2 separate regions of the Mus musculus genome follow, and region 1 is linked to region 2. A link is a loop called in an ENCODE intact Hi-C map of the cell type or tissue named here. Cell type or tissue: gastrocnemius. All regions are shown on one strand. Region 1 overlaps Usp38 (ubiquitin specific peptidase 38). Region 2 has its middle 14 kb from the start of Smarca5.

Region 1 (5,000 bases), 250 kb before region 2:
ATAATAGTAGGTGTTCAGTAAATACTGATCGAGTAAACTGAATGATAGCGACCTAGGGAACCGTAACCTCATTTGCATATTTTCACTTAATGTGGGAATTTTGAGAATTGTTTAGATCACTAAATTCTTTAATTTCAATCCTTTGTTCTTTCATTTTCTTCTAATAATGTGTTAGGATAGGGCTATCAAGGAAGAGGGACACTGACACTAACGAGCTGTCAGCTGTAGAGAAGGGTTAATAAATCTTTAGCTGTGAACTCTGAGAATGGTGTCTCCTTCCGCAGGTTTTTAACCGACTTTGGTTTCCTCTCGTGAGACCTGGTGCTCTTGCAGTCCTCTCTCATATGCTGCTTAGTTTTCAGCATTCTCCTGAGGCATTCCATGTGGTAAGTACGGTGGAAGCTCTCTGAACCAGAAACGCTTGTTCTCAAAGTATAGCTCATAGTGGATACTTAATGAAAAGACTGTAGGTTAGCTTTATAGCATGTCATGTAACTATAAATTCTTAACAAATTGAGTTTGTAGAATATCCTGACAAAGACAGTATTTTGAGAAAGTTTGTACTTCACCTAAACAGCCCCACTCAACAACCATTGCCAGCAACTGAAGTTACTGCTATAGGGAGCTGTCATCGCAGGGTGCCTTTACACAGTAGCAGTGTAGAAACCTTTACACAGTGGCAGAAACTACAGAAACAAGTTAGCCTTAGGTGTAGGGCTTTTTCTTCTTTCTCAGCCCCTAACTCCATCTTAATGATAGTCACAGTTCTACCAACCACCCAAAGCCAATTGCTTGCTGGCTTTGATTTGATTGCAGTTGTCGGTTACTACATGTGAAGAATGACAGAATGTTATTGGAAATCTGTTTGTTTCAGGAAACTGTCATGTGGTTATCTGCATTCTCCAAGGTCTGACCATGTTTTACAGGAGTAGAAACTCAGCAGCAGCCCCTCCCAACCTGAGGGACACTAATACACCATGACAAGTCAGGAGACATGACGAAGAGCAGAGCTAATTCCTCTTGGTTGTGCGCAGCTAGCAAGGTAGCCTCAGCACCCTAGGCTCACATGGGCTAGCCAGTACCTTGTCCTCGGGGAAATCCACAGACTTTGTTTCAGGGAAACCTTGGCAATAAGTCACTTCATTTCATATTTTGGATGAGTGATTTCTGTAGTAATTGCTCTCATAGTAGTGAAATTGATGGTGAAACCATAAGATTCTCTCTTTATCAAATTACTCAATTTTGAGCTAGTTTACTTAAATATATAAATAAAATGTCTTGTAAAATGTCTACAAAATGTCCTGTCTTGTGACATCATTACGTACAGGATATTTGAATAAAGGCTTCTTTTCTTTTCAAAAGTTGTGGGAAAGGAATTACAGCATATGGCCTTGCACACTGGTGCCTTTCCTTAACCTCTGTGGAGAATCACATAGGCTCTGCTGAACTCTTACTCCCTTTTCTTACAGTTTGTTAAAAGAAGGTACTTCCTTACCTTTTGTATTGTTTTTTTTCCTCTATCTCTTTCTGAAAAAGGAAGTTGAAATAACAAAGTTGAAATGTTTGGCTGAAATTTTAGCTGTTGGATTAAAGCAGTTTTAAATCACCTATTTAAGAAATATCTAGGTTTGAAATTTGAAGTTTTTGATCTAAGTAAAGCCTGAAAATCAAGACCTAGTACTTTGTGAATACTCTGCAAAACTCAACTAAAGCTAGCTTGGAGACCCAGTATGACACTCCGTGTGGGGAGGGGTTTATGTGATGTAGGTACATCTGAGCAGCAGCCTGGGATGAACAGCATACTCGTTCATTACATTTCCTGTTTAGAAATCTGAGAATAATCCAGGAAGTTGTGATAGGTTACAGGCCCAGCTGCCCTGGAACTCACTCTATAGACCAGGCTGGCCTCGAACTCAGAAATCCACCTGCCTCTGCCTCCCAAGTGCTGGGATTTAAGGCGTGTGCCACCACTGCCCAGCTTCATATACTTTTAATAAAAAGAAAATTTTATTTTAGATGGATCTGTGGTGCATAGTTAAAATGGAAAAAAAAAGCAAAATTAGTAATTAAGCTATATGTATTTCCTCAAGTAGTTGAATGAGTATTGCAGTAACTTCTAAATGCATTTAATTTCATACATTAAAATATTTAAATTTGGGGGCTAGACAGATAGCTCAGTGTTTAAGAGCACTTGTTGAACAACCCAGGCTCAGTTTGCAACACCCACACCGTGATTCACAACCATCTGTAGCTACAGTTTCCGGGGCTCTGACACTGTCTTCTGACCTCCCTGGGTATTCACCTTTGTTTCAGGTAACACTCATACACATGAAATCTAACTTGGAATCGTTTAGAAGGCATCAGCCTGCTTGAGTGGCAGTCTACACTGCTGGGAAAGGACTGCATCTCATTTCCTTGTTGGTGATGAGAGTGGCCATTGACAATGTGATAGGAGACAAGACTGCAGCCTGGTTGTGAAGGCCATTTCTCGACTGGAAGAACTTTGGAAGACTTGAAACTATGAAATTCACTTTTAGAGTCCTTTTCTTTCATCTTTCTCCCTTTACCTCTGAGAAAACAAAATAATTTTGGATTTCAGTCTAGTTTAGCAAGAAAGTGACAGATTTTAGTTTTATGAAATTGTCACTGAGATGTGTTAGAAACGTAGAAATGAGAGCCAGGGATATTCTCAGTGATAGAGCACTCTTCTAAGATGCAGGAGTACCTGGGTTGTATCTTCGAGGTGACGAGAAGGGAGGGAGGAAAACCAGACAAAAGAACAAACTCATTAGAATCTGGTAGCTGGCGTGTCCACACCCCAGGCAGCCACAGGTAACTGAGGAAAGCTGATGAGAACACAGCACAAAATCATAAACTGACTGAGAAAGGGGTACTAGGATCAGTGGATCCAAGGGAGGTGTGTTATACCTCAGCAGTTAAGAGCTTGGCTACTATGCCTGTGGATCTGCGCTTAATTCCCAGTACACAAATAGTACTCCACGTGACTGGAACTCTACTTCTGGGGAACCTGATGCCCACTTCTGATCTCTGTGAGCACCAGGCCAGGCACACATGTGGTACATGGATATATGTGCAGGGGAAATATCCAAATGCATAAAGTTAAAATATAGAGAGAAGGTAGGGCATGAAAGTAAGTAGAGTGTGTATGTGTGTGTATGAGTTATCCAAGAAAGCTTTAATTAATAAAAGATTAAAATTTTAAATCATAAATTTAAATTGTGCACTTTTTGTGCCAACTCCTTTCCAACCACCCAATTCTGGAACACCAGCCTAGAAGCTGACAATGTGGTACTATACGCACCTGCTGTAGTATGGCCACATCAGGTAACTGTCATAGAATTCAGGTCTTAAAAGATGGCATAAAAGGTACAATGTGACTTAATGCATTGACACAGAAGAAATCCAGACAGTGCAGGACAGCAATTAACAGTGGTTAATTGCAGAATCTGACCACTGATTGAGGTACTGTTTGGTGAGACAACCCTGATAGAGTAGTGAATACAGTTTATCAGGATTTGGAGCTGCAAAGATATTATGCATAAAGAACCTGGGACACCTTTAGTTCAGAAGTATACTTATATATGGTATCAGATTATGATTAATAATTAGTTGAAAAAATATTCTATCATGATGTCAGCCGTTTCTGTAAAATAGAATTTTCATTTTGCTATCTCTCTCTTTTTTTTTAAAGATTTATTTATTGATTATATGTAAGTACACTGTAGCTGTCTTCAGACACTCCAGAAGAGGGAGTCAGATCTCCTCTTGTGAGCCACCATGTGGTTGCGGGGATTTGAACTCTAGACCTTCGGAAGAGCAGTCGGGTGCTCTTACCCACTGAGCCATCTCACCAGCCCTTGGCTATCTCTTAAATCTTTGATTGTATAAGAGTTGGTATTTAGCAACCATGTCCCCAAAGTACAGTGACTTTCACTCTATCAGAAACCATCAACTGGGAATTGCTCTTCTTCCAAAGATTGGGCCTCTCTGGGACCCCTCTACAGTTCATACTGGAAGTATGACCTGCACAAAACCTGAACAACAGCTTTTCTGCCAAAAGTTGGGCCTCTCTGGGACCCCTCTCCAATTCATACTGGAAGTGCAACTGGCTTGATTTTGTTCAGGTATTGTTCAGGAAACTACAGGCGCTATTAGTTGAGGTGTAAAGCAGTCATGTCATGTCAAAAGTCTGCATTTCACAGCCCCTCCCCTCAACTATAAACTCTGACTTTCTTTGACAACTCTTCTGATGTTCCCTGAGCCTTGGGTGTGGGGAGATTAATAAAAATACTTCATTCACTGCTTTTAAAAAAAAGTTGGTATTTAGACTAATTTTAAGTGAAAGAGCATTATTTTACCATTTACCAGTATTAAATATTTTAATAATGAGCATTATTTTTGGAGCAGCTGTTTTGTTAATAAGGATATGACCTATCTAAGGTATTATTCCTGTTATTATCAAACAATATATTCTTATTAGCTGAGCACAATTTTAGTTACATATAGAGACTTTTGCAGTACACATTGCTATGTACTTTTTTCATTTTTTTTTCAGTTGAAAAATTTAAACTTAACACTAGATGGAGCTCTTTCACTAATTTCAGTTGGGGGATTTCATTGTATTGGTTTTGTTTTTTTGTTTTTTGTTTTTTTTTTTCCGGGAGTTTTAACATTGTTCTGTTAAATAATCTGGTTGGGTTGTGGTGTAACTCACTAATAGAGCACTTGCCTGGCATACACAAGGGTAAGGCTTGAGCCATGGTACTCAAAAGAGGTTTTTAAAAAACAATTTATCTATTCAATAGAATGACCATAGCACTTTTACCTGAAAGTGTTTTTTTTTTTAATGCAACAATGACTGAAACTCCTTTGTACATGTAGTTTGTATTTTAGGTGGATTGTGTGTATAATACATACAGAGATCAAAAGACAATTTACGGGTGTCAGTTCTCTGGATCAAATTCAGGTCCCTAGCATTT
Region 2 (5,000 bases):
TGTATGTATGTACTTATGTATGTACATATATATGTATGCATATTGCACTTTTGTATGCGTATATGTATGTGTGTATGTATATGTATGTACATATGTATGCACTTACGAATGTGTATATGTGTGCATGTACCTATGTATATGTGTATGTGTGTATGTATGTATATATGTGGGTGTGAGCCTGAGTATAGGGTATGAAACTATAAAGGAGACCAGGGAAGGAGGACAGATATTAAGAAATGGAGGGCCGGGGCCTAGCAAACACAGAAGTGGATGCTCACAGTTAGCTATTGGATGTATCACAGGGCTCCCAATGGAGGAGCTAGAGAAAGTACCCAAGGAGCTAAAGAGATCTGCAACCCTATAAGTGGAACAACATTATGAACTAACCAGTACCCCGGAGCTCTTGACTCTAGCTGCATATGTATCAAAAGATGGCCTAATGCCGGGCGTGGTGGCGCACGCCTTTAATCCCAGCACTCAGGAGGCAGAGGCAGGCGGATTTCTGAGTTTGAGGCCAGCCTGGTCTACAAAGTGAGTTCTAGGACAGCCAGGGCTATACAGAGAAACCCTGTCTCGAAAAACCAAAAAAACAAAAAAAAACAAAAAAAACAAACAAAAAAAAAAGATGGCCTAGTCGGCCATCACTGGAAAGAGAGGCCCATTGGACTTGCAAACTTTATATGCCCCAGTACAGGGGAATGCCAGGGCCAAAAAGTGGGGGTGGGTGGGTGGGAGGGTATGGGGGACTTTTGGGATAGCATTGGAAATGTAAATGAGGAAAATACCTAATTAAAAAAAATCTTAAGACAAAATAGAATTGATGGAAAATGGCTTTGTACTTCTCAAAATGGTTCAAAATAAGGCCAACGTTCTCTTTATGTCACTAACTTAAATTCAGCTAATTCTAATATTGAAATTAGATGTGTTTTGTCATTAAGATATCTTAAAGGGGATTTGATTTATAATGGCATCTTTAAAATTTTTATGACCTGTATTGTGCAACAACTTCTTAATATAAATTTGATAGATTATTCCCACAACTTGACAGAAATACGAAAGACAAACATACAAGTAGCTCTAATCTTTGAAATGTACCAATAGACAACATTTACATACTTGAGAAAATAGCATGTTGAGGGAAAAAACACAAAGAAACCATGTTTTTAATTTGAGGCTCAGCTTGAAATGAAAGGAATTTATGCATATGAGTTTCTAGTTAATAATCAGTCTTAGTTACATGTGCTTATGATCCACTGAAATAATTTAATGGAATTATTGTAATTTACTGACTATTTTCTATATTCCAGCAATCAATTGCAATACTTTGAAACTCCTTGTGTATTTTCCAAAGTCTTATAAGTTATATATGAATACTTATGTGTAAAAAACTAGTGAGTAGAAGATGTGGATGTTTCTAATATTTTAGAAAGAATAAATGAGATGAAAGTTATTTTATATATTAAAATCCCAATAGCATATATGTTGGTTGCAATTTGAATTTAGAAAGTCCAGCTCCAAATACCATTGCCTCACCTAAACTGACATGTACATTGTTTTTATGCAAATATATTGGACAGAGAGTTATAATCTTCTCAGTTGGGTTTTCCTAAAATAAAGTATCTGAAAGAAAAAAAAAAAGAAATGGGGGGAGGACAAAGGGACAGGTGCTGCAAAGGTCAAAAGGAGGCTGCTGGACATGGAGGGACAGGAGGAGGAAGGGGTTAAAGAGGAGGGAGAGGGAAGAACAACAGAAGTAACAATTGTTTGAAAACGTTATAATAAAACCTAACACTGCATGCAAACGATAAAAAAGCAAAGCAACCAACCAACCAAAACTCTGCCAATCCAAAACACAACAATGTAAAACAGAACAAGAAAGCTACTAATGTGAAGTGGCAGGCTTCCTGAAAACATCATGATGGCTGCTTTATATTGTGTTCTTCACAGCCCTTTCTTAAAATTCATACATAAGTCTAAAGATGTTCACAAAATGTTGTTCCCTATAAGGTATTTTCACAAGATGTTTTTAATAAATATTACAGTCACAAGTTCCAAACATGAACACAGTTTCTTCTTTCCATATCCAAGTTATGTGTGCTTCCAAGGGAATCTGTGCTGTTGTGGACAAATGCACATGTACTGATGTGACTTCAGTTAGGTTGCTGAAGGAGCTCTCGCCTCTTCCACAGGATTTCATGGCAGCTGGTCTGCCGCTGTGATTGTTAGGGAGCCGCCTGCGCCCTCTTGTGGACAAAACTGAATCTTCAGGACCTCTGACAATGGGAATACACTCTTTACCATGCCTCTTAAGAGGTTCTCTGTTCAACAGGTTCTTTATTAATTAAATTTGCTCTTTGACAACTTCACCTACGCACATAATGCACACTGACCAATCTCTCCTCTCCCTCCCCCATTTCTCTACTATCCCTGTCTACCCCTCCCTCACCCCAGTCTCTTTACTTTACCAGGGATATCTGTCCTTCTGATGGTATGGAACTCTCCAGTGGGGCCTGATAGGCTCTGCAGTGGGTATACACTGAAGACAGCGACTTCATCCTCTCCCAGAATCTTTCAGAACCTAACAGTTTAGCACTAACGGGTGCTAAGCGCAAACCTCTTTCTAACCTGGATCATTGACAGGCCCAGTCTTGTGTAATGCAAGTTTTGATTTTGTGATTGCAAAGGTTGTGTTAAGCATATGGATGGCATTCCACAGCCCTTTGCCCCGCCTTCCAGCTCTTACATATGTCCTACTCCCTCTTCCTAGCAATCGGTGAGCCTTAAAGCACTAGTATGGATGGATGTCTTGTTTATGGCCGAGCCCTCGACCATTGCTTACTCTCTGCATCTTATGCATTCAGTCTGAGCCATTCTCTGCAGAGGCCTGTCTGACTGAAGCTGAAGAGTAGCTTTTCTTTGGAGTATAAATGTACCTATTCTAAAAGCAGTTTGATGCTATGTTGATTTCGTTAAAGAACAATATTAATCTTCTTCCCCTACCTTGGACCCCCCTCCCCCCAGCATGAGTTGTTAACCAGGATTATAGGTTCCCACCCATCTTGATGTCCCCATTGTTGCAATCGAGACCGGTGGCAGCAGAGTCTCCTGTTACGGTTATGATAAGCAACCTAGAAGCCTGACAAAGCCTGCATTGTCCGTGAGCAGGAGGGGCTCTGGGACCTCCCCGACCAACTCCCACAGAGCTGTTCCACCTGTGGGAGTGGAACGTTTCTGAGTGAGTGACCCAAGGCTGAGAGACCAGATCTTTTGGGTTGACTCCATCTTAGAGAACCTGATCTAAGGTTGAACTCAAGCTTAAATAACAGGCTAGTAACTAGCACTAGTTTCCAGGCCATGCCCCCAACAAGACCTGTGTCTAGCATCAGTTTCCAGATCATTCCCCAACAAATCTGCACCCCCAGGTTACAAGCCTGCCCCTGACACTTCACTTCCTAACAACCACAAATCAGAAGGAAAGCAGAAGTTAAGTTTATGGTTTGGCTCCCAGCACCAGCCAATTATGTTAAAGGCCACAATTCCCCCCACCCCGCCCCCATCAGATGTGTACCAGGCTAGATACCCCTTTCTTGCCTCTATAAATATTTGCCTGAAACTAGACTTGGGGTCCTCTCCCATTCTTCTGCGTCAGAGCTGGTGGTGTGGCCCAAGCTCAAGCTTGACTAAAGATACCCTAATGCTATTGTATCTGAATTGGCTCCTTGGTAGTCTTTGGGTTTCCTGGCACGAGCAACAACATCTGTCACCTAGCCGTGAAGGCAGGCAACTCCTTCAACTTCTCGTGTATTTATTTGTTACAGGAGGGGAGGTTTCCACAGAGGCCTTTACACAGACCCTTCATTTGGAACCCCCCACCCCCACTCCCATCTCCTTAAATCTTCCAGTCCTCCTCCATGCTCAAACCTTTTCATTCCAGTGTCCCCCACCCCCGCTGCCACCTGTGTCCTCTCCACTTTCCTTAAAGCAACCCTGGCTCCAAGTCCCCTTCCTAGTTTCCCGACTCCCATGGGCACTCAGAGATAAACAGTTTGCAGAAAGAATATGTGACCTTTGCCCTTGTTGGCCTGGTTAGTTTATATAACTTCATCTGTTTTTTTGTTTGTTTGTTTGTTTGTTTGTTTGTTTTCTTTTTGTGACAGGGTCTCCCTCTGAAGACAAGATGTAAATAAACTCAAAGAGATCCACCTGCCTCTGCCTCCTGATTGCTGGGACTTGCATAGTGAGTCAGTCAGAGGTATTTAGTGTCAAGCTATCTCCCCTTCTTCTCCCATAAGCCAGTGTTAGGACCCATCTTCCCTTCAGTAACTCCTTTTTGGAGGCTTCTGTCCACACTCTGGCCACTCACTCTCTACCCTAGTGACAGTGCCTTTTGCTCCTTTCAGCAAACTTCAGGGTGACACACTCACAGTACACTGTCCTCAGGCCACTCCTGGGAATCCCAGGGACGTCTTCTCCACCTACTGCAGACATCCACTCCCTGGCTTCCGTTCTCAGTTCTGTGAAATCTAACCAATGTGCCAGATGACCAATTACCGTAATTTCTTTCTCTTTAAGTAATATTTTAAATTATCTGACAATGTCATACATATAACAATCCCCCTCAGTTAGTTTCAGGACTCGCTCCAGGTTCCCCTGGAGGTACCTGTGCCACCCTTCCTGCTGCCTAAGGTACTGGAATAGGTTCATTTTCTCTCCCAATTATAGAAAAGGCAGGAGGGAATGTGTTACTAAAAATATTGGGAGTCCCAGGAGTGCCATCAGATGACACCGGAGAACTCAGGCCTCCTTGAAAAGTTTTCATTAAGAAAAGAATTAAAGAGAGACTTGAATGGATATTCAAGGGTAATGCATTCAGTTTAAAAAGTAAACTCCAGGGCAAGGAAGCTGTACAACCTTGAAGCTGTGTGGAGGACAATGGAGAAGATAAGCCTTGGAGGTGCCACTAACAGGCAGCCGCAGGGCAGGGATGGAGCTCCAGGGAG

Evidence for each region. Hi-C counts contacts between places; a loop is a spot of excess contacts. Peaks named below come from ENCODE experiments on the same cell type or tissue, not always from the same donor. Only the 100,000 strongest peaks of a DNase experiment are listed, where the experiment ranks them.
Region 1: a loop joins it to region 2, with 4 times the contacts of the local background. A loop is called at or near these places in 35 of 42 quality-filtered maps.

The regions. Positions count from the first base shown.
Region 1 is chr8:80,996,439-81,001,438 of GRCm38, reverse strand. Usp38 (ubiquitin specific peptidase 38) reads left to right here. Exons shown (of 10, transcript NM_027554.2): 4 at 285-386. Among named protein-coding and RNA genes, the nearest start is that of Usp38, 16 kb to the left of the region's middle. In gastrocnemius, a CTCF peak has its summit at 4,605 (motif pointing right); no DNase peak of the experiment used is centred here; H3K27ac peaks cover 1,355 bases.
Region 2 is chr8:80,750,760-80,755,759 of GRCm38, reverse strand. No RefSeq gene overlaps it. Among named protein-coding and RNA genes, the nearest start is that of Smarca5, 14 kb to the right of the region's middle. In gastrocnemius, a CTCF peak has its summit at 2,247 (motif pointing left); a DNase peak (open chromatin) is centred at 2,234; H3K27ac peaks cover 1,155 bases.